2 separate regions of the Homo sapiens genome follow, and region 2 is linked to region 1. Evidence: chromatin loops called from intact Hi-C (ENCODE). Cell type or tissue: heart right ventricle. All regions are shown on one strand. Each heading gives the region's core, and the rest is flanking DNA. Links, peaks and the distances in the headings are about the cores only.

Region 1 (10,066 bases), core at 1,743-6,742:
CACGATGTCTTACGTTCAAACAGATAAAATCAGACTGAGGTGGGGTGGGAGGAGCCTCCCCGAGGCTCCTTGAGGAACTGCCTGGCAGTGACCGAGGTGGGGCTGGGACAATGCCCAGGTGCTGGCCTCTCCTCGGATATTCCGCCATGTGCTCCTGGGGGCGGAGGGTCCCCCAAGGGCAGAGCTCAGCCAGCACCACCCTGCCCACTCTTCTGTAAAGTGCCCCTGGCACGACGCTCCCAGAGAACCCAAGGATGCGCCCAGAATGCTCCCAGCAACCACTGAGGGGGCCCTGCTGGGAGACCCGCAAAACTGCCAATGCCTTGTAGGCCAGCAGCCGCACGCGCCTTCAGTGCTGGAGTCACGCCCAGGGGCTGACGGGCCAGATGGTCTCTGAGTGCAGCAAATTCCGTCTTGTGAGGGAAAGTGATAGAAGATGAGAGTGTGGGCCGGGCGCGGTGGCTCAAGCCTGTAATCCCAGCACTTTGGGAGGGTGAGGCGGGTGGATCACGAGGTCAGGAGATCGAGACCATCCTGGCTAACACAGTAAAACCCCATCTCTACTAAAAAAAAATACAAAAAATTAGCCGGGCCTGGTGGCAGACGCCTGTAGTCCCAGCTACTCGGGAGGCTGAGGCAGGAGAACGGTGTGAACCCGGGAGGTGGAGCTTGCAGTGAGTGGAGTTCGCACCACTGCACTCCAGCCTGGGCGACAGAGCAAGACTCCATCTCAAAAAAAAAACAAAAAAAACAAAAAAAAACACGAGAGTGTGGAGGCGCAGACGACGGGAGCACCTGAGCTTCCGTGCTCAGCATGCTGTGGTCAACTGTGGTCTGCACACACCCACCGTTAACTGGGCCCTCCAGCTGCAGACACCAAACAGGGACAGGACGGCGGCACCGACGCGCCCACGTCCACCAGTGCCAGGCGACACAGCAGAAAACCAGGATGCCCTGCCCCTCACCGCACTGTTTCCGGGCTCGGCAGGCACACACCCTGAATGAAAGGCTCCAACCTGGCGCGGAGCCACGGCCTGCGTGCTTCTGAAGGAACAAGAGAGACGAAGTCACTGTGGGCCGCACCACGTCCTGACAGCAGCTAACCTCCCCAGGCCGGAATGGAACAGATGGAAGACATGGCAAGTCTGTCTGAGGGGAGGTCACAGGATGTCCCTAAAGTCAGGATATGGCACGGAATGCAGAAATTGGAGCAGAGTTCCAACCCCGCCTGCCACTGGTGCGGCAAAACCCGCACACCCCACACACAGCTTCCTTGGGACCTGGGCTCTTTCTATAAAGGGGCTGCTGGTGCATGTCTCCTTAATGCTCCAGGCCTGTGAGGATCGGATGCCCGAGGGTGCTCCTGCATGTCACGCGGAGGCGGGGGACGCCAGCGATGCCCTCCCGGGGGCGTGGGAAGGGGCTCTCGGCCTCCCTTGACTCTCCATCATCAGAGAATGTGTCCGCCTGGCATGTGAGACACGGCGCACTTCTCCGAACCTCGGGCTGTCTTCCAGCATGTGTTAGCTCTAGAATTCCTTCTGCACACAGCTTGATGTCTCCCCTGTAAGGTGGATCCGGCGCGTGGTACTGTGAGCACCTCCAACCAACTGCTCCCTCCCTTGTGCCTATGGGGGAGAAGCGAATGAGCCAGGACTGGGCTAATCTCAGGCAGTGCCGCCCCACCCTTGCCCCTGGTGGACCGCTCCCCTTGAAAAGGAGCAGCAGTTGGTGGGAAGGGAAGCCTCACTCCGCCCAGCAGAGACAAGGGGTGTGTGGGATCTCACAGAACCGTGTAGACCCACGCACCCCCACTGTACAGATGGGCACTGAGGCTCAGGAAGGTTAGAGACGTTGCCCGGTATCACACAGCACGTGGGGTGAGGAAGTGGAACCCGGGCTGGAGCCGGCAACGCTGAAAACCAGGGTTGTTTGGACGGCGACATGCAACTCCCTGAGGGCTCTGCTCCTGCAGAATCAGGGGGACCCATGCTGCTGCCTACCATGGAGGGCATGGGAGAGGACTGGGGATGGGACAGGGAGCAGGAAGGGGTTGCTCAGTCAGTCAGTGCTGGCAGAGGGAGGGGCGCTGGGAAGGCACTGCAGGCCCTGTGTCTGGGGCCTCTCAGCACAAGGACTGGGCTTTGCACGCGAGGACTGAAGGGTCAAAGGCGAGGGCCAAGGTTTCCTACGTGGCATTCACTCGGGAGGGCTCCTGAAGCTGGAGACACACTGCCTTACTTTGTGCGTGTTTTTCTCTATGCATTATCCAGTATTTGGCTATGTGTGCATTTAGCTCAATAAGCAATGATCAGATGAAATTCCCCTTGAAGTTCTTTCCTTTTATTCTATCCTGGGGATGAACAGAAAAATATTTTCACTTCTTAAAAATTCATAACGACATCAGATCCAACAAGGAAATCAGTGCCTGAAAAGATGACTATTGACCCAGGACGCCTCTGGTGTACAGGCCGAGACCATGTGCTCAGAGTCAGCCGGCCCCTCCCAGATCTGCTCCTGGCCAGCTGTGAGGCCGCGGTGACACCACCTCCCTGCAGTCAGTTTCTGCAACCATGAGACGGGGAGAAGGACAGCCCTGCCTCACAGGCTCTGAAGGAGGGTGACCTAAGATCAAGCACGCAGAGCACCGCACAGCGCCCAGCATGCATGTGTACAATGTCACATTCTACACTGAAGGAGGCTGAGACAGGAGGATCTCTTGAGCCCAGGAGTTCAAGACCAGCCTTGGCAATACAGTGAGACCTTATCTCTACAAAAAAATTAAAAAAAAAAAAAAAATTAGCGGCTCGCATCTGTAGTCCCAGCTACTCAGGGGCCGGGGTGGGAGGATGGCTTGAGCCTGGGAGGTGGAGGCTGCAGTGAGCTGAGATCAGGCCACTGCACACTGGCCTGGGCAACAGAGCAAAATCCTGTCTCAAAAAAAAAAAAAGATTTAAAAATCGGCAAAAGGTCTCTATGCCTTACAAATAGTCCACGAGATTCCTGCCATGCCGTCACACATCAAGTATTAAGTAGGTCTTGGAGACGGAAGTTCCTGCAGTCCGGGCCCTGTCTCTTACATCAGTAGCTGTACAGTACAAGTTACTTACCCGCCCAGTGCCCACAGGAGAAGGCTGCGCTCCAAGACCCAGATGCCCCGATCCGCTGACTCTATGCTGCAAGCAGGAAATCTAGGAGTATCGGCCACTCGCCCGCCCAGGGCAGGCTCCCCAGGAAACCCAGGGCACGTGAGTGGAGAGCTTGGGAGCTGAGCTCTTCCTCAGCCGCTGGGATGGGCAGAGAGACCAGAAGCCATGGGTTTGCACTAGCAGGGTGCAGCTATTTTTAAGTGACATGTCTCAGCTATTTCAAGGTTTGAATTTTTATTTTACTTATTTTTTTCTGTACTTTCTCATGACTCACATCTTTCAAAATTGTGTCTCAGGCATTTTTAATGCTGAAATCATCTCAACTTCACAGCTGGTCAAAAAATGTCTAAGAGCAAATCAGCTCTTTATCATCCAAATACAAAAAGGTACATATTAGAGTTGTCAACTTTCTACTGCTGGAAGAAAACTCCACGTTAGTATTTTTCCATTAAAAAATTAACACAGCATTCTGTTTAGGAAATGTGTGTATATTTCCTAAAATACACATCTGAAAGACTTTAAATTGCTATTGCACAGATGCCTTGAGCCCCAGCAGGTCCCGAGGGGCCGAGTGCCCCTGGAGGCCCAGCACCCCACTCTTGCACCTGCACCAGCTCTCCTGGCGGGGAGCAGGTCCCGAGGGGCCGAGTGCACCTGGAGGCCCAGCACCCCAGTCCTCTGCCTGCACCAGCTCTCCTGGGGGGGAGGGGGAAGGGGGGAGCCCACGCAGGTCTCTGAACCACGCCTCAGGCTGCAGCAGCCGCATTACTCATACTCAGCGGACAAAGGATCACTCAGCATTCAATCTCACCACTTCAAAACATTACAGAGGGAAAACGACACCTAGAAGTAGGAGTGAGATTCGCTGAAGTTCCCTTCTGAGGAAGACCCACCCCTCCGCCTGGAGAGCCGGGGCTGGCGGTGCCTGAGGACCCCTTCGGCCTGGACAGCCCACGCGGGCTTGGGGGGCCTCGCTCTGCCCTCATGGGGCGGCCATCGGTTCCCGAAGCGGCGAGTGAAAATTCAAATGGCCAGTAGGGGGCGCACTCGGAAGTGGCCGCCCCGCATGAGGCAGTTCAGCGGCCCCGAGAGTCCGGGGAGGGAGGTTTATTCTCCGCCTGCACGAGACTGTGAAATCCGCAACCATGAGCAGGAGAGGCGGCCCTGGTGGGGAAGAGGCCACCAACATCTGGACGGCAGGTAAGTTCCGACGCTTCTGCAGCGAGCGCGGGAGGAGGGACCTGAGGCACCGCTAACACTCAGAGAAAACTACCGGCTGAGGGTCCCTGGTCTGAATGCTTGGGACCGGAAGAGTTTCGGAGTTCAGATTTTTGCAGATTTTGGAATATCTGCAGGTACAGAATGAGAAAGCTAAATACGAAATTCATTTGTGTTTCATACACACCTTATACACACTGCCTGAAGGCAACTTTATAAAAACACTTTTAACAATTTCATGCATAAAACAAACTTTGAACTGCCTGGACTGCAGCCCGCCACACGAGGTCAGGTGTGGAATTTTCCACTTGTGTCACGACGCTCCAACAGTGTCGGACTGTGGGGCACTCTGGATTTCAGATTTCCAGATGCTTAACCAGTACTCAGATTCCTAAGTTACTTGTCAGAAATGCCTATTTCTTGGGATTACACTTCTCTCTGCAAATGTCTGTGAAATTCCTGTTAAATTCTTTATGGATCATGCACATGCTACTAAGTTAATTATGAAATTTAGTGTTTAACGCAGGTCAGTTGCAAAAACAAGAATATTGCTTGCTTCAACCCAGGAGGACAGGTTATTGCCTAAAAGATACACAACACCTAGTATGATGCCTTCAAACTTAAAGAAAGGTTTGTATCTGTGGGTGAAGAAAAGCAGTTAAACCAGAAACTTCCACAAAAACAAGTCTAGTAGAACTGAGCTGATTGCCAAAGTGTGGGAGAAAAAGGGCCAGCAAAAAAATGGTTAACACTAGCCTTCTGAGGAGGCCGCCCAGAGCCTGGCCAGAGAGGAGCCAGAGAGGAGCGGGGCGGAGGGGGCCTATAAAGCCCTGTGCCAAGGGGCAGACTCACTGGCTCAGAGGGAGGACGCACCCGCCAGCCAGCCGGGAACCTTCCCTCGCGGGCTCCCAGGGCGGGTCTCTTCCTCTCTCTAGCCCTGCTCAGGCATTCGGCAGGTCCAGCAGAGGTACACCTCCTGCAGCGGGTTCCAAGTGCACCTCCAGCCTGATGGGCCTGACCAAGGAGGCTTCCAGGAGCACAGAAGGGGCTGCAACCCAGGTAGGACTCAGCCTCGGCCTGGCGGTGCCATACCACTGACTAGGGGAGCGGGTGGGTGGTGCCACCCAGGCCGCTGTCCTGTTATGGGAACAGCTGAACACAGACCAGACACCTCACCCCCTGGTGAGAGCAGCACCCAGCTTCCCAAACTCAAGGCACAGACCCCTCTCCCCCGGAGCTCCGGTGGTCTCAGCGTGACCGCAGCAGGGGCTTTGCCTGGACGGCCTTTCTAACTCGTGCTGAAAGCAGGACCCAGTATTCCGTCACGTTCTGTCCCAGCAAGAACGTGTCTCACTTCAAGAAAATGAGGGTGCCCACTCTGCCCTGCCCTGCGGTGCCCCAGTCACTCTCACCAACCCTGAAGCCCTGGGAGGGCCACACGCCTTTTGACAGATGCAGACTTAATACAGCTGACTAAAGTGTGGCTTTATTTCTCTATGACAAGCAGAGGAAATCTGAAATGAGGTATTGCACTGTTTATAACTCCATGGCCACCTCCAGTGAGGACGTGGGGCCAGTGGTGAATGGCACACTAGGTTCCTCTCACCCAGGACCACATCAGACACTAGGACACATCAGACACCAGGTCCCGTATCTTCTCGGTGTCTGGCAACGATCAAAAGACTCAATTTACATGGGAAAGAAATGAATGACTCGTTTTTAAACTATTTTTCCCTTGGAGTTCATTTAACAAAATTAGGAAAGAAAATAAACGTTAAGTTGAGGGTTCTGCCCACCTTTAAACTTCCTGCCACGCCACGGTCTAATACGTTCCAAAATTTCTACATTTAAAGAGCAAAACAAGTCCTCTGTGCCGTTTTTAAGAAATTAAATACAGAGGCGAAATGCGGAGTCTTTCAACCTTCCCGACAGAGCCTGAGAGCAGAGGCATTTATGCTGTTCAATGGTATTATCTACTAAAGATGAATCAAGAGTGCAAAATAACCAAAATCAAATTCACCAGCCCCAGCTAAGTGAAGGTTATTCAGTACTTTTAGAATAACTGACACAGAGGCAGTGATTCATCTTGTCTTCCCCACCCGCCTGTTTTTGAGATGGGGCCTCACTGCAGTAGCTCAGGCTCGAGTGCAGTGGTGTGATCTCGGCTGAGGCTCGAGTGCAGTGGTGTGATCTCGGCTGAGGCTCGAGTGCAGTGGTGTGATCTTGGCTCACTGCAACCTCTACCTGCCAGGCTCAGGCGATCCTCCTGCCTCAGCCTCCCGAGTAGCTGGGACTACAGGCGCACACCACTATGCCCAGCTACTTTTTTTGTCTTTTTTTAGTAGAGACAGGGTTTCGCCATGTTACCCAGGCTGGTCTCGAACTCCTGAACTTGAGCAATCCTCCCACCTCATCTTCCTGAAGTGCTGGGATTATAGGCCAGCCTTTTTTTTTTTTTTTTTTTTAAGTAAGTATTTTCAAGCAATAGGTCAACAAATCTCTAGTCTGGTTTTGCAGCACTTCAAAACAATAACCCCTGGCCCGGCGCGGTGGATCACACCTGTAATCCCAGCACCGTGGGAGGCCAAGGCGGGCAGATCACTACAGGTCAGAAGTTCGATACAAGCCTGGGCAACATGGTAAAACCCCATCTCTACTAAAAATATAAAACATTAGCCAGGCGTGGTGGTGCACACCTATAATCCCAGATACTCAGGAGGCTGAGGCAGGAGAACCACTCTAACCCGGGAGGCGGCAGTTGCAGTGAGCCGAGATTGTGCCACTGCACTCCAACCTGGGTGACCAAAAAAAAAAAACATTCAAAACAATAACTCCTAATGATTTCAAAAGGTAAAATGAAAATTCCCAAAGGAAAAACAACTCAAACCCATTTTGAAGTGTTAGTTTACTCCAGGGCACCAGCACCATCTGGGCCAGGTAATTCTCTGCTGGGCTTGGGCACCTGTCCTAGGCACTGTAGGGAGCTGAGCGGCAGCCCTGGCCCCACCAGCACCCCCCTGTGACTGCCCCCGCATCCCCAGAGACTGCCAGTGTCTGCAGGCTGAGACCCCCGTGGCCCGCTGCATAGAGAACTTCCAGGAGCACAGTGACACGGGGCAGGTGACGGGACCCTCCCCACTGGCGGCAGAGCCGGGGTGACACGGGGCAGGTGACAGGACCTCCCCACTCGCAGCAGGGCCAGGGTGACACGGGGTGGGTGATGGGACCCTCCCCACTGGCGGCAGAGCCGGGGTGACACAGGGCAGGTGATGGGACCCTACCCACTGGCGGCAGAGCCGGGGTGACACGGGGCGGGTGACGGGACCTCTCCACTGGCGGCAGAGCCAGGGTGACACGGGGTGGGTGACGGGACCCTCCCCACTGGCGGCAGAGCCCGGGCACCGCCGTGGGCGGACAGCCCACTTCTCCCTCTCTGCAGAGGATAAGCTCGGGAGGGACTCTCTCCCTGGAGTTTCTTCCTAGGTTACAAACAGCATTGCAAAAACATATTAGGTTTTACAATAATTTGTTAAAACATGAAATAAAAACGTACATATTATTTCCCAAAACAATGACCCCTTTCACTCTATATTACGAAAATAAGTTTATTTTTGGTACCTAGAACACAGAACTAGCATGAGGAAACCGCTGAACTTCTGTTTTATCGTAAGAGAAGATTCTGCTCTGATGTCCAGCTTTCTGGACCCACTCTCTCTCTCTCAGAAACACTGGCTTTCCCTTCCTATCTTACTTCTCCATCAGCTGCTGAAATGCATTTTCCCCTCTCCTCACAAATGCCGTTGTCCTGGGGCGGCCGTGCCCATACCTTCATTGCTTCCTGGGCCTGCTCTGTGGCTATAAAGGGAAAAACACCCCTGCCTGTGGGAGTGACTCACGTCCAGCCTCCAGCTGCAGCTGAGCAGCCGTGGGACCTGCAGGAAAGAAGGCCATGTACTTCCCACAGGCGACTCTTCCACCTCAGCTCAACCACAGCCACCTCCCGAGCTCATAAAGCTGAGGTTCTGGCCCTCCCCAGTGCTCCTGACACACCCAGACTCTACAGACACCCGGCCAGGGGAGCCAGGCCTTGTCCCAAAGCTGGGGCCACTCGATGAGACTTCATCCTCTCCTGTTGCTTCTCCAGGTACCCAGAGAGTGAGCAGCTCCACGCGGGACTGTGCACGGTGGCCGACACCCGCAGGGACGCCCGCCGGACGAGCACGCGGAGGGCCCTCGCCTCCACGGATGCACCATGCCGGTGTGAGGAGCATCTGTTCTTCCCACTCTCTGCAGTTAACAAACCCAACCCAAACCACCACAGGTGCTCCTCCTGGGGAGTTTCCTGTCTGACAAATGCCAGGCTCACTTCAAGGAGAATCACGCTTCTTTCTAAAGATGGATTCACCATTTAAAACAGAGCTCTGGGAGCCTTTCGGCAAATCTTGAAAGCTGCACGGTGCAGAGACATGGATGTGACTTCCCAAGCCCGGGGCGTGGGCCTGGAGATGTACCCAGGCACCGCGCAGCCTGCGGCCCCCAACACCACCTCCCCCGAGCTCAACCTGTCCCACCCGCTCCTGGGCACCGCCCTGGCCAATGGGACAGGTGAGCTCTCGGAGCACCAGCAGTACGTGATCGGCCTGTTCCTCTCGTGCCTCTACACCATCTTCCTCTTCCCCATCGGCTTTGTGGGCAACATCCTGATCCTGGTGGTGAACATCAGCTTCCGCGAGAAGATGACCATCCCCGACCTGTACTTCATCAACCTGGCGGTGGCGGACCTCATCCTGGTGGCCGACTCCCTCATTGAGGTGTTCAACCTGCACGAGCGGTACTACGACATCGCCGTCCTGTGCACCTTCATGTCGCTCTTCCTGCAGGTCAACATGTACAGCAGCGTCTTCTTCCTCACCTGGATGAGCTTCGACCGCTACATCGCCCTGGCCAGGGCCATGCGCTGCAGCCTGTTCCGCACCAAGCACCACGCCCGGCTGAGCTGTGGCCTCATCTGGATGGCATCCGTGTCAGCCACGCTGGTGCCCTTCACCGCCGTGCACCTGCAGCACACCGACGAGGCCTGCTTCTGTTTCGCGGATGTCCGGGAGGTGCAGTGGCTCGAGGTCACGCTGGGCTTCATCGTGCCCTTCGCCATCATCGGCCTGTGCTACTCCCTCATTGTCCGGGTGCTGGTCAGGGCGCACCGGCACCGTGGGCTGCGGCCCCGGCGGCAGAAGGCGCTCCGCATGATCCTCGCGGTGGTGCTGGTCTTCTTCGTCTGCTGGCTGCCGGAGAACGTCTTCATCAGCGTGCACCTCCTGCAGCGGACGCAGCCTGGGGCCGCTCCCTGCAAGCAGTCTTTCCGCCATGCCCACCCCCTCACGGGCCACATTGTCAACCTCGCCGCCTTCTCCAACAGCTGCCTAAACCCCCTCATCTACAGCTTTCTCGGGGAGACCTTCAGGGACAAGCTGAGGCTGTACATTGAGCAGAAAACAAATTTGCCGGCCCTGAACCGCTTCTGTCACGCTGCCCTGAAGGCCGTCATTCCAGACAGCACCGAGCAGTCGGATGTGAGGTTCAGCAGTGCCGTGTAGACAGCCTTGGCCGCATAGGCCCAGCCAGGGTGTGACTCGGGAGCTGCACACACCTGGGTGGACACAAGGCACGGCCACGTCATGTCTCTAAACTGCGGTCAGATG
Region 2 (10,066 bases), core at 2,961-7,960, 89 kb after region 1:
GAGGAAGGGTTTTACCAGCAGAGGGAGAGCTCAGCCCAGGCCCGAAGTCAGCACGACGAGCAGCTGACCCCTGGGATCTTTGAGGAACCTGAAAGTGCTTGATGGTCTTTGTGAATCTGAAATCCGAGCGAAGCGTCAGACCCTCGAGTTTCCCCAGGGGAACTCCGTTAGTCTCCTGGGATTTGATGTATTCACGCTTTGTTCCTTCTGGACCAGTCACGCCCCACGCCAATCTGAGCCGTCGGGGGTTGGCCCTTCCAGGATGCTGTGATTAGGTCTAGGGAATTCCACCTGGAGGGAAGGGTGGGCTGTGTCCTAGGGAATTCCACCTGGAGGGAAGGGTGGGCTGCGTCCTCGGGAGGGAGACAGCAGGTGGCAGGCTTCGGCCTCCCAGGCAGCCCTATTGAAAAGTGAAGCCACCTGGACTTCCTGGGTCAAGTGGGGACTGGGACAACTTTTCTATCTAGCAAGAGGATTGTAAAATGCACCAATCAGCGCTCTGTAAAATGCACCAATCAGCACTCTGTAAAATGCACCAATCAGCACTCTGTAAAATGCACCAATCAGTGCTCTGTAAAATGCACCAATCAGCACTCTGTAAAAATGCACCAATCAGCGCTCTGTAAAATGCACCAATCAGCACTCTGTAAAATGCACCAATCAGTGCTCTGTAAAATGCACCAATCAGTGCTCTGTAAAATGCACCAATCAGTGCTCTGTAAAATGCACCAATCAGCAGGATTCTAAAAGTAGTCAATCGCAGAGAGGATTGAAAAAAGGGCACTCTGATAGGACAGAAATGGAACATGGGCGGGGCCAATAAGGGAATAAAAGCTGGCTGCCACCAACCACCCCCGCCCCCCCCCCCCACCTCTAGCCAGCAGTGGCAACGTGTTCGGGTCCTCGTCTATGCTGTGAAAGCTTTATCCTTTCTCTCTTCACAATAAACCTTGCTACTGTTCACTTTTTGGGTCCGTGCCATCTTTAAGAGCTGTTAACACTCACCGCGAAGGTCCCTAGCTCCATTATCGAAGTCAGGGAGACAACGAACCCACCAGCAGGAACCACCTCCGGACACACTATGTCCCTGCATCCCCGAAGCTCCCGCTACTCCCTGGAATATTCTTTGAAAAGGGTCCCTGTGTCCTTTTTTGCCAGCAACAGAAACTCTAAAAACAGCCACCATTATAGCAATCAATTACCAAACTCTTCTGCTGAGGCCAGGCAGAAAGCAAAGCACAACGGACCTTACCAGGAGGCCCCGCCGCTCCTGTCCAGCCCCTGCCCACTCACTCAGGTGCTCATCACCCCCAGGAGGCTCCACTGCTCCTGTCCAGCCTCTACCCACTCTCTCAGGTGTCCATCACTTCCAGGAGGCTTTGCGCTCCTGTCCAGCCCCTGCCCACTCACTCAGGTGCTCATCACCCCCAGGAGGGCCCCCCTCCCTGCCCAGCTTCCCCCTACTCACTCAGGTGCTCATCACCCCCAGGAGGCCCCACTGCTCCTGTCCAGCCTCTACCCACTCTCTCAGGTGTCCATCACCTCCAGGAGGCTTTGCGCTCCTGTCCAGCCCCTCCCCACTCACTCAGGTGCTCATCACCCCCCGGAGGGTTCCCCCCCTCTGTCCAGGCCATCCCCGCTCTCTCAGGTGGTTGTTGCCCCCGGGGAGGGGCCCTGCTCCTCATCCAGCCCCTCCCACTCACTCAGGTGGTCATCTAGGGGCGAGGTAGACAAAGCCCAGGTACCGACGGCCTTTCCGTCCTCTCTGGTCCCTCTTGGCTGGAGTTCAGGCAGCTAGGTGGCTGGATTCTGTGTTAGGGTGTAGGACAGTGCTAGCCCGGGGTGGCGGGTGCCAGGTCCCTGACATTCCGGGTCTGAGCAGCTGGCAGGAGACTGGGGCAGGAGCCAGCAGTAGCTGCCCTCACCCACAGCACCAGGCTGGCCTGCGTGGGAATCAGAACCCACTGCCTGGTGCTCACAGAGAAGGAGTTTACTCTTCCCCCACCCCCAAAACTGAATGGATTTAATTAGCAGTTTGGGGTTCTCCCCTGTCACGGCTTTGGTCTAAGCTGATGAGGAAACCACAGACTCTCCCACTTTTGTACCCTTTCTTTGATGGGCAAGCGGACGCAGGCGCTGGAAGCCACGTGGCCTGAACCCGGCTCCTCTTGGGGCCTCCCGTGCAGGCCAAACTCCTTTTCTCTGATTGTTATATTATCCCAGAGAGGGCAGAATGGAGCTGGCCGAAAGCTTTTGAACATTGAGTCACGAGTGCAACGCAATGGAGGACTGCGGATATGAAATCTGACAGAGCTGCTGCCGCTGGCCATGCGGCGCCCAAGGGTGGGTGGGGTGTACTCTGTGGCTGTCCGTCATCAGCAGGAGACAGCTGCCCTCTGCCAGGTTGCCGGGGCCGAATTCTCCCTGGCTTCGGATGGCATGGTCCAGGTAGCTGGGGGTGGAAGATTCCGTCCCCTGGATCCACACAGTCACAGCACACTGTTGCCCACTGCATGGCAGCCTTGAGGCCGCCATCTCCTCTATCCTTGGCTCTCACACATGGGGCTCAATCCTGTCTCTTCTCTTTTTTTTGTTTTTTTGAGACGGAGTCTCACTCTTGTCGCCCAGGCTGGAGTGCAGTGGTGTCATCTCAGCTCACTGCAACCTCCGCCTCCCGGGTTCAAGTGATTATCCTGCCTCAGCTTCCCGAGTAGCTGGGATTACAGGCATCTGCCACCACACCCAGCTAATTTTTGTATTTTTAGTAGAGACGGGGTTTTGCCATGTTGGCCAGGCTGGTCTTGAACTCCTGACCTCGGGTGATCCACCCACCTTGGCCTCCCAAAGTGCTGGGATTGCAGGCGTGAGCCACCTCACCCGGTAAACCCCGTCTCTTCTCTAAGGACACATAGGCCCCAGTGTGCCTCCTGCTTCCCCTCCTCCTGCCACATCAGTAGCCATCCACTCTGCACGTCTCGGCGCCTCCCAGAAGCTTGCTCAGAGCACATTAGAAACGCCCGTGATGGAAATCCATTCCTGTTAGGTTTAAGCAGGAAAGAGGATGGCAGGTGCCAGGGTGGCTAAGTGGGCACATAAAGAACCCAGCGACACAGACTCGCAAACGTGACCAGACCCTAGAACCAGGGGAAGAGTGTGCCGTGAAGACAGGCACAAACAAGGCAAATGAGTAATTATGTGGCTGCAGCTTCCGCAGCAGAGCTCGATAAGCAGCGCTAAGCTTCCCCAGCCCCATCCATCCAGGGCCAGGAACCCGGGGGGGAGATGGGCCCGATGTGCCACATCCACACAAGCATTAAAATTGAGTCCCACAGGCACAGGACCCCATCCCTTCCCATTTTCCCTGACAGTCTCTTTCAGGGTAAAGGTATAGAACACAGTTAAGGTTTCTTACCTCCTTCCCCGCAATAATAATTGGCAGTTACTCAGCTCTCTGGGGTGTCGTAAGTAAGGGGCGCACGGGGAGACCAGGCTGCTATCATTAGGAAGTACTGATTTTAGCTGGACTGGACGCGTGTCAGCCAGGAGATGCAGTGAATAGAGTGAGGTGAGAGCACCCCCACTCCACACACCAATTTATTTTTTTTAATTTAAATTAATTTTTTTTTTTGAAACAGTCTTGCTCTGTCACCCAGGCTGAAGGGCAGTGGCACAATCTCGGCTCACTGTAACCTCCGCCTCCTGGGTTCAAGTGATTCTCCTGCCTCAGCCTCCTGAGTAGCTGGGATTACAGGCACATGTCACCACACCTGGCTAATTTTTGTATTTTTAGTAGAGACGGAGTCTCACCACGTTGGCCAGGCTGGTCTCGAACTCCTGACCTCAGGTGACCCACCTGCCTTGGCCTCCCAAAGTGCTGAGATTACAGGCGTGAGCGGCCGCGTCTGGGCCTTGTCCCTGTTTCAGCTAGTCCTCAATTAGGTCTAATGTCCAAGCCCCGCCTCTGGAGTCAAGTCCCCGCTCCCACCTCACTTCCAGGCCCCTGACAAAAGAGCCACGCCACCCGCCACCGCCCGTGGGCTGTGTGTGTTCTTACCGTGGGCCACTGTTCTTCCTACACAGAGGAGTGGACGGCCAGATGCGTGGCCTGAGGCTCTGGCCCGGAGATTTCTGTCCACAGTGTCTTTCAGGGCCACCTCTGAGTGGGCCTGTAACGTGGCAACAATCCACTTTCAGTGGGTGCTCAGTACTGAGCCAACCCACTTGCGAACCAAGGGCGGCTCTGTTCTTCCTCCGTCTGCTGGTCACCAAGTTCCCCTCCCATGACCGCAGGTGGGAACGGGCAGAAGGTACTGGCGTGGCAGTGGAGGGTGGTGTCCCCCCCGCACTCGGACCTGCTTGGGCCTGTCCCATGGACCCTTCCACTCGGAGCCCTGCGGCTGGGCTGCCTGGCCTGTGACTTGTTGGATCTGACGGGGTCCAGCTCAGAAGGGAAGCTCTTGCCACATAGTTGCTTCATGCCCCCTGGCCAGATAGTGCCCTGTTCCGTCTCCGCCAGGGCCAGACGGTTCCCTGCTGCAGGGGACATGGGGCAGGGGACACCTGGCCTTGCTGTGGAGCCTTGGGAATACAGTGTGTTCTCTGGTCGGGCTGTCATGAATTCCACACACGTCTTTTCCCACCCCAGCTACCCCTAGTGCCATGAGGGTCAGCAGGTGTGAGCCACCATGCCCAGCTAATTTCTGTCATTGTTTTTGTAGAGATGGGGTTTCGCCATGTTGGTCAGGCTGGTCTTGAACTCCTGTGTTCAAGCGATCCACCCGCCTTGGCCTCCCAAAGCACTGGGATTCCAGGTGTGAGCCACCACGCCCGGCCGGGACAAAATTTTAAACGCATGCTTTTGTCCTTCCGTGTGAACAGGAACTGCTTCTGATCTCCGTACTGACAGGGATGGGAAAAGGCCCTTTCCAGCTCAGCGGCCAACGTCGCATCCCTGAGGCCGTGTGCCTGCTCCGGGGAAGACGCCGTGCCTGTAGCCGTTTCGGGCTTTGACTTGGTGAGGTCTGCACCATCCTCGGTCGTATTTCATGACTGGTCTTGCTTTTTTGCAGGGGCCAGAATAATTATTTAAACGGGCATGGGATGGGGACCTCTGGATCTTTACAGCTGGCTCAAAGCCCTGCCCGTCTCCCAGGAACACATCATTGCTTTGATTTCTTATCTTGCAAGGGGAGCCGGGGCAGCAGGGGCTGCAGTTTCAGAGGCTTCTGCGTGGCCGTGTCCGCCAGGACAGCTTCCGGGACACCGAGAAACCCATGTGGGCGTTTTCCAGGTACCACGCGCGCCCTCCAGTGGTGGTTGCGGGAATGACGGCTGGTCGGGACCAGAAGACCCACTGGGCACCATGAGCGTTTCCTCCCTAAGCATTAACGGCAGCGTAGACCCCCGTCCAGCCGTCCCTGAAGTGTCCGGCATCTCCTTCGAGGGAGGCTGTAGGGTCCTCTCGTGCAAGGCCCAGGCGCATCGTGACAGCTTGCACGCGCTGTGGTTCGGGGAGGTCTTCCTGCAGGCACTGAGTCACAGGTCAAAGGCTGGCTCAGGTCAGGAAGCCAAGCAAAGCACCGAGACGTTGCCTTGCAGTGGCTTCCCGCCGCCCTCTGGTATCCATTGTTGACTTCTCTTGGTTCGATCTTTAAGTAATATTCTTGTTGGCTGTCTGTCTGTCCCCTAGGAATACCACGTTTTATGAACCATCTTCATAGCCGTCTGCAGCTCCCGCTTCCCCGTCACCACTCAGCCTGCTGCCCTCGCAAGGATTCCACCCACCTGGCTTCTGATGAGTCAGCACTACCACCTGACCCCAATTATTCTGGGGTCCCATGATTTTCATTGCTACTAGGGAAACCTTTCTAGAACCACGTCTTGTATCGTCTGCTCTGGCTTACAGAGGACAGACACTCCTGAGCCCCTTGACAGCACCGGTGCCCCCGGCCAGCCCATTCCTTGTTGATACCAGGTTGCATTCCCCTGGGCCCTCCTGTGCAACGTGGTTGGCTGGCGTTTTGGTTTTATTGTGTTTTCCCGCTGTATGTGGTATCTCCCTGTTAACTGCCCACTTCTCGGAGCCTTCTTTTTTTAAATTTTTTCTTATGGTAGAGACAGGATCTTGCTCTGTTGCCCAGGCTGGAGTGCAGTGGCATCATTACAGCTCGTCACACCGAGGAACCCATGTGGGCGTTTTCCAGTTACCACGCGCGCCCTCCAGCGGTGTTTGCGGGAATGACGGCTGGTCGGGACCAGAAGACCTACCGGGCACGAGGAAGCTTTCCTCCCTGAGCATCAACCGCAGCCTAGACGCCCGTCCAGCCGTCCCTGAAGTGTCCAGCATCCCTTTCCAGCTTTATGTGGTATCTCCCTGTTAGATGCCCACTTCCTGGAGCCTTCTTTTTTAAAATTTTAAATTTTAGAGACAGGATCTTGCTCTGTTGCCCAGGCTGGAATGCAGTGGTATCATCACAGCTCACTGCAGCCTCGAACTCCTGGCCTTAAACGACCCTCCTGCTTCTGCTTCCTGAGTAGCTGGGATTACAGGTGCACCCCACCGTGCCCAGCCAATTTTGTTTTTTAGTTTTTGTAGAGATGGGGTCTTGCTATGTTGCCCAGGCTGGTCTTGAACTCCTGGGCTCAAATGATCCTCCTGCCTCAGCCTCCCAAAGTGCTGGGATTACAGGTGTGAGCCACTGCACCCAGCCAGATCATTTCTTTTCTTTTTCTTTTCTTTTCTTTTTTTTTTTTTTTTTGAGACGGAGTCTCACTGTTTCGAGGCCAGGCTGGAGTGGTGCAGTGGTGTGACCAGGGTGCAATCTGGGCTCACTGCAACCTCTGCCTCCCAGGTTCAAACAACTCTCCTGCCTCAGTCTCCCAAGTAGCTGAGATTACAGGTGCCCACTACCACGCCGCTAATTTTTTGTATTTTTAGTAGAGATGGGGTTTCACCATATTGGCCAGACTGGTCTCGAACTCCCAACCTCATGTGATCCACCTGCCTTGGTCTAACAAAGTGCTGGGGTTACAGGTGTGAGCCACTGCACCCGGCCTCATTTCTTTTTATTGTCAGATAATATTTCCCCAGACGGATGGGCCACACTTTGCTTATCCATTCAACATTTCCCTCTTGAAGGTCACCTTGGTTGCTTCCAAATTTGAACAATGGTGAATAAAACTGCTACAAACATTCACATGCAGGTTTTTGTGTGAATATATGTTTTCAACTCATTTGGGTAGATTCTAAGAGGCACAATTGCCGGATCTGATGGCAAGAATATGTTTAGATCCGTAAGAAAACACCCAAGTGTCATTCTCACAGCCATGATGAGAATTCCTGTTGCTCCACGTCCTCACCAGCATTTGGTGATGTCGGTGTCTGGATTTTGGTCATTCTAACAGCGGTGTGGTGGTTTCTACATTGTCGTTTTCATTGGCAGTTCCCTAAAGACATAAGATGTTGAGCATCTTTCCATATACTTATTTGCCCTCTGTATATCTTCTTTGGCATCTGATACCCTTTATAAGGTCCAACTTATCAATCTTTTATAGATTATGTTTTTGGTGTGGTATCTAAAAATTCATTGCCAAGCCAGGCGTGGTGGCGTGTGCCTGCAGTCCCAGCCACTGGGGAGGCTGAGGAGGGAGGATTGCTTGAGTCCAGGAGTTGGAGAACAGCCTGGGTAATGTAGCAAGACTCCATCTCAAATAATAATAATAAAGATGATAAAAACTCATTGCCAAACCCAGGGTTACCTTGATTTTCTCCTATGTAATCTTCCGGAAGTTTTATAGCTTTGCATTTTATAATCAAGTGATTTTAAGTAATGATCCATTTTTGAGTTAATTTTTGTGAAAGGTGTAAAGCCTGTGTCTATATATATGTATATGTATATATATACACACATATATACTTAATTTAATTTAATTTAATTTTGAGATGAAGTCTCACACCGTCACCCAGGCTGGAGTGCAGTGGCACGATCTTGGCTCACTGCAACATCCACCTCCTGGGTTCAAGCGATTCTCCTGCCTCAGCCTCCCAAGTAGCTGGGACTACAGGTACACGCCACCATGCCCGGCTAATTAAAAAAAACTTTTTTTGTAGAGATTGGGTATCACTGTGTTGCCCAGGCTGGTCTTGAACTCCTGACCTCAAGTGATCCTCCTGCCTCAGCCTCCCACAGTGCTGGGATCACAGGCGTGAGCCACCGAGGCTGGCCTAGATTCTTTTTTTTTTCTTTTTGTATATGCATGTTCACTTGTCCCAGCACCATGTGTTGAAAAGACGATTCTTCCTTCATTACGTTTCCTTTGCTCCTTTGTCAAGGCTCGGCGGACGGTATTCGTGTGGCCAATTTCTGTGCTCTCCCTTCTGTTCCATTGATCTATTTGTGTTCTTTCACCGATATCACTGTCTTGATTATTGTAGCTTCATGTTAAGTCTTGAAGTCAGATGTTATTAAAAGCCTTAAAAATGGTTTCCCTGCACCTGCTAGGGGTTATCAGAATGTAATCCACAACCACTGGTGATGGGTGCTGGTGGCCAGCCTTGATACTGGCTGGCAGGGGCCCGGCTCTAAGCCTCCCCTGCAGAGTGTACTTGCTGGGACCGCTCCTGGCACTGACTGCTGTAGGTTGGGTTCCCTGGAAACAGACTCAGACGGATCATCGCGTGCAGGGGCCTACTGAGGGGTGCATTCGAGGACAGCACCTGGAAGGCCCTGCAGGAAGCTGGGGGGCAGAGGGTGAAGCTGAAATGCAATCCAGTGGGCCGGGCATGGTAGCTCACACCTGTAATCCCAGCACTTTGGGAGGCCAAGGTGGACAGATCACCTGAGGTCAGCAGTTCGAGATCAGCCTAGCCAACATGGCAAAACCCCGTCTGTACTAAAAATACAAAAAAAAAATTAGCTGGTCTTGGTGGTGTGCACCTATAATCCCAGCTACTTGGGAGGCTGAGGCAGGAGAATCACTTGAACCCAGGAGGCAGAGGTTGCTGTGAGTTGAGATCGCGCCACTGAACTCCAGCCTGGGCGACAGAGTGAGACTCTGTCTCAAAAAAGGAACACAATCCAGTGGCATCCTGAGGGCACCCAGGGGCTCTGGAGCTGGGATGTCCCTTCACCATAGTCCCAAATTGAGGCCAAGGGGCTGGGCATCGTCCCTGCATCTCGTAATGATTCCGTGAGACCCTGGGTGCGGAGGCCCCTTTGGCGGAGGGAAGTTCCCTTGCAGAGACAGGCAGCTAGGGGAATAAGCACCTCCGTTTTGCAGGGCTCTGGATGGTGGACTCCAGCACCCACTACCCGCTTCAGATCTCAGCCGAATCTCACTCATCAGAGAAGCTGTCTGCGTTGACAGATGCGGCTCGAGGTTAAGTGGTCCACCCGGGCCGCCTCACGGTTGGGAGGCCTTTTAAGCCAACCTCAAAATCTGGAGGCCTGTCTCACCGTGCAGGGTGCTGATAATGGAGAATTTAAAATTTAATCTATATGTTAAGATACTGTTGGTTTCTTGCCTAACGAGAGAGTGAGACGGGGAGAGAACACTCCGAGTTACCTGAAGGGCTTTCTGTGGCTAAGCTGGTCTCCGGACCCCCGCGAGCCAGAATCCCTTCCTGCCTGGTGCTCTAGCCAGAGGCGGTCATATTGTCAACAATCACATTTTCAGGAAAAGATTTGAATTCCTTAATCAAGCAAGGACAAAGGCTAAGAGACGAACGGTCAATATTAATAGAAGCAAGGATTAGAAATTAGTTGGTGGCTTAACTGATATTTTTAGAATCCACTAGAAAGGGATAAGGAATCTAAAAACAGGAGCGTGGTAAATGCTACATAATTCAGCACCGGATCACGGTTAGCTTAATGTCCTTTGTAAAGAAACGATTACAAATTATGTGGGAGGACTTAGCTGTAAAACTGCTGGAAAAGCAGAATTTGATCAGAGACAGGCAGCCTAGATTTATGAGAAGAAACAGGCCCGTGCGTCGCGTTGGAGATTTTAAAAGATATTATATTTATGACAGACAATGAGGGTGCTTTGTGTGGCCTACATCTGTGAA

What was found. Hi-C counts contacts between places; a loop is a spot of excess contacts. Peaks named below come from ENCODE experiments on the same cell type or tissue, not always from the same donor. Only the 100,000 strongest peaks of a DNase experiment are listed, where the experiment ranks them.
Region 2: a loop joins it to region 1, with 13 times the contacts of the local background. A loop is called at or near these places in 53 of 110 quality-filtered maps.

Annotation. Positions count from the first base shown.
Region 1 is chr7:1,082,896-1,092,961 of GRCh38, forward strand. All of the region lies in intron 2 of CHLSN (cholesin), which reads right to left. It overlaps GPER1 (G protein-coupled estrogen receptor 1), which reads left to right and starts at 5,218. Exons shown (of 2, transcript NM_001098201.3): 1 at 5,218-5,426; 2 at 8,512-10,066. The coding sequence starts at 8,834. The coding sequence ends at 9,961. In heart right ventricle, for the core only: CTCF peaks have their summits at 4,187 (motif pointing right) and 4,397; DNase peaks (open chromatin) are centred at 4,186 and 5,256; H3K4me3 peaks cover 2,842 bases; H3K27ac peaks cover 2,940 bases.
Region 2 is chr7:1,170,995-1,181,060 of GRCh38, forward strand. No RefSeq gene overlaps it. Among named protein-coding and RNA genes, the nearest start is that of ZFAND2A-DT, 16 kb to the left of the region's middle. RefSeq lists enhancers at 1-404, 9,801-10,066 and a silencer at 6,170-6,219. In heart right ventricle, for the core only: CTCF peaks have their summits at 5,308 (motif pointing left), 5,516 and 6,231; DNase peaks (open chromatin) are centred at 5,307 and 6,227; H3K4me3 peaks cover 771 bases; H3K27ac peaks cover 582 bases.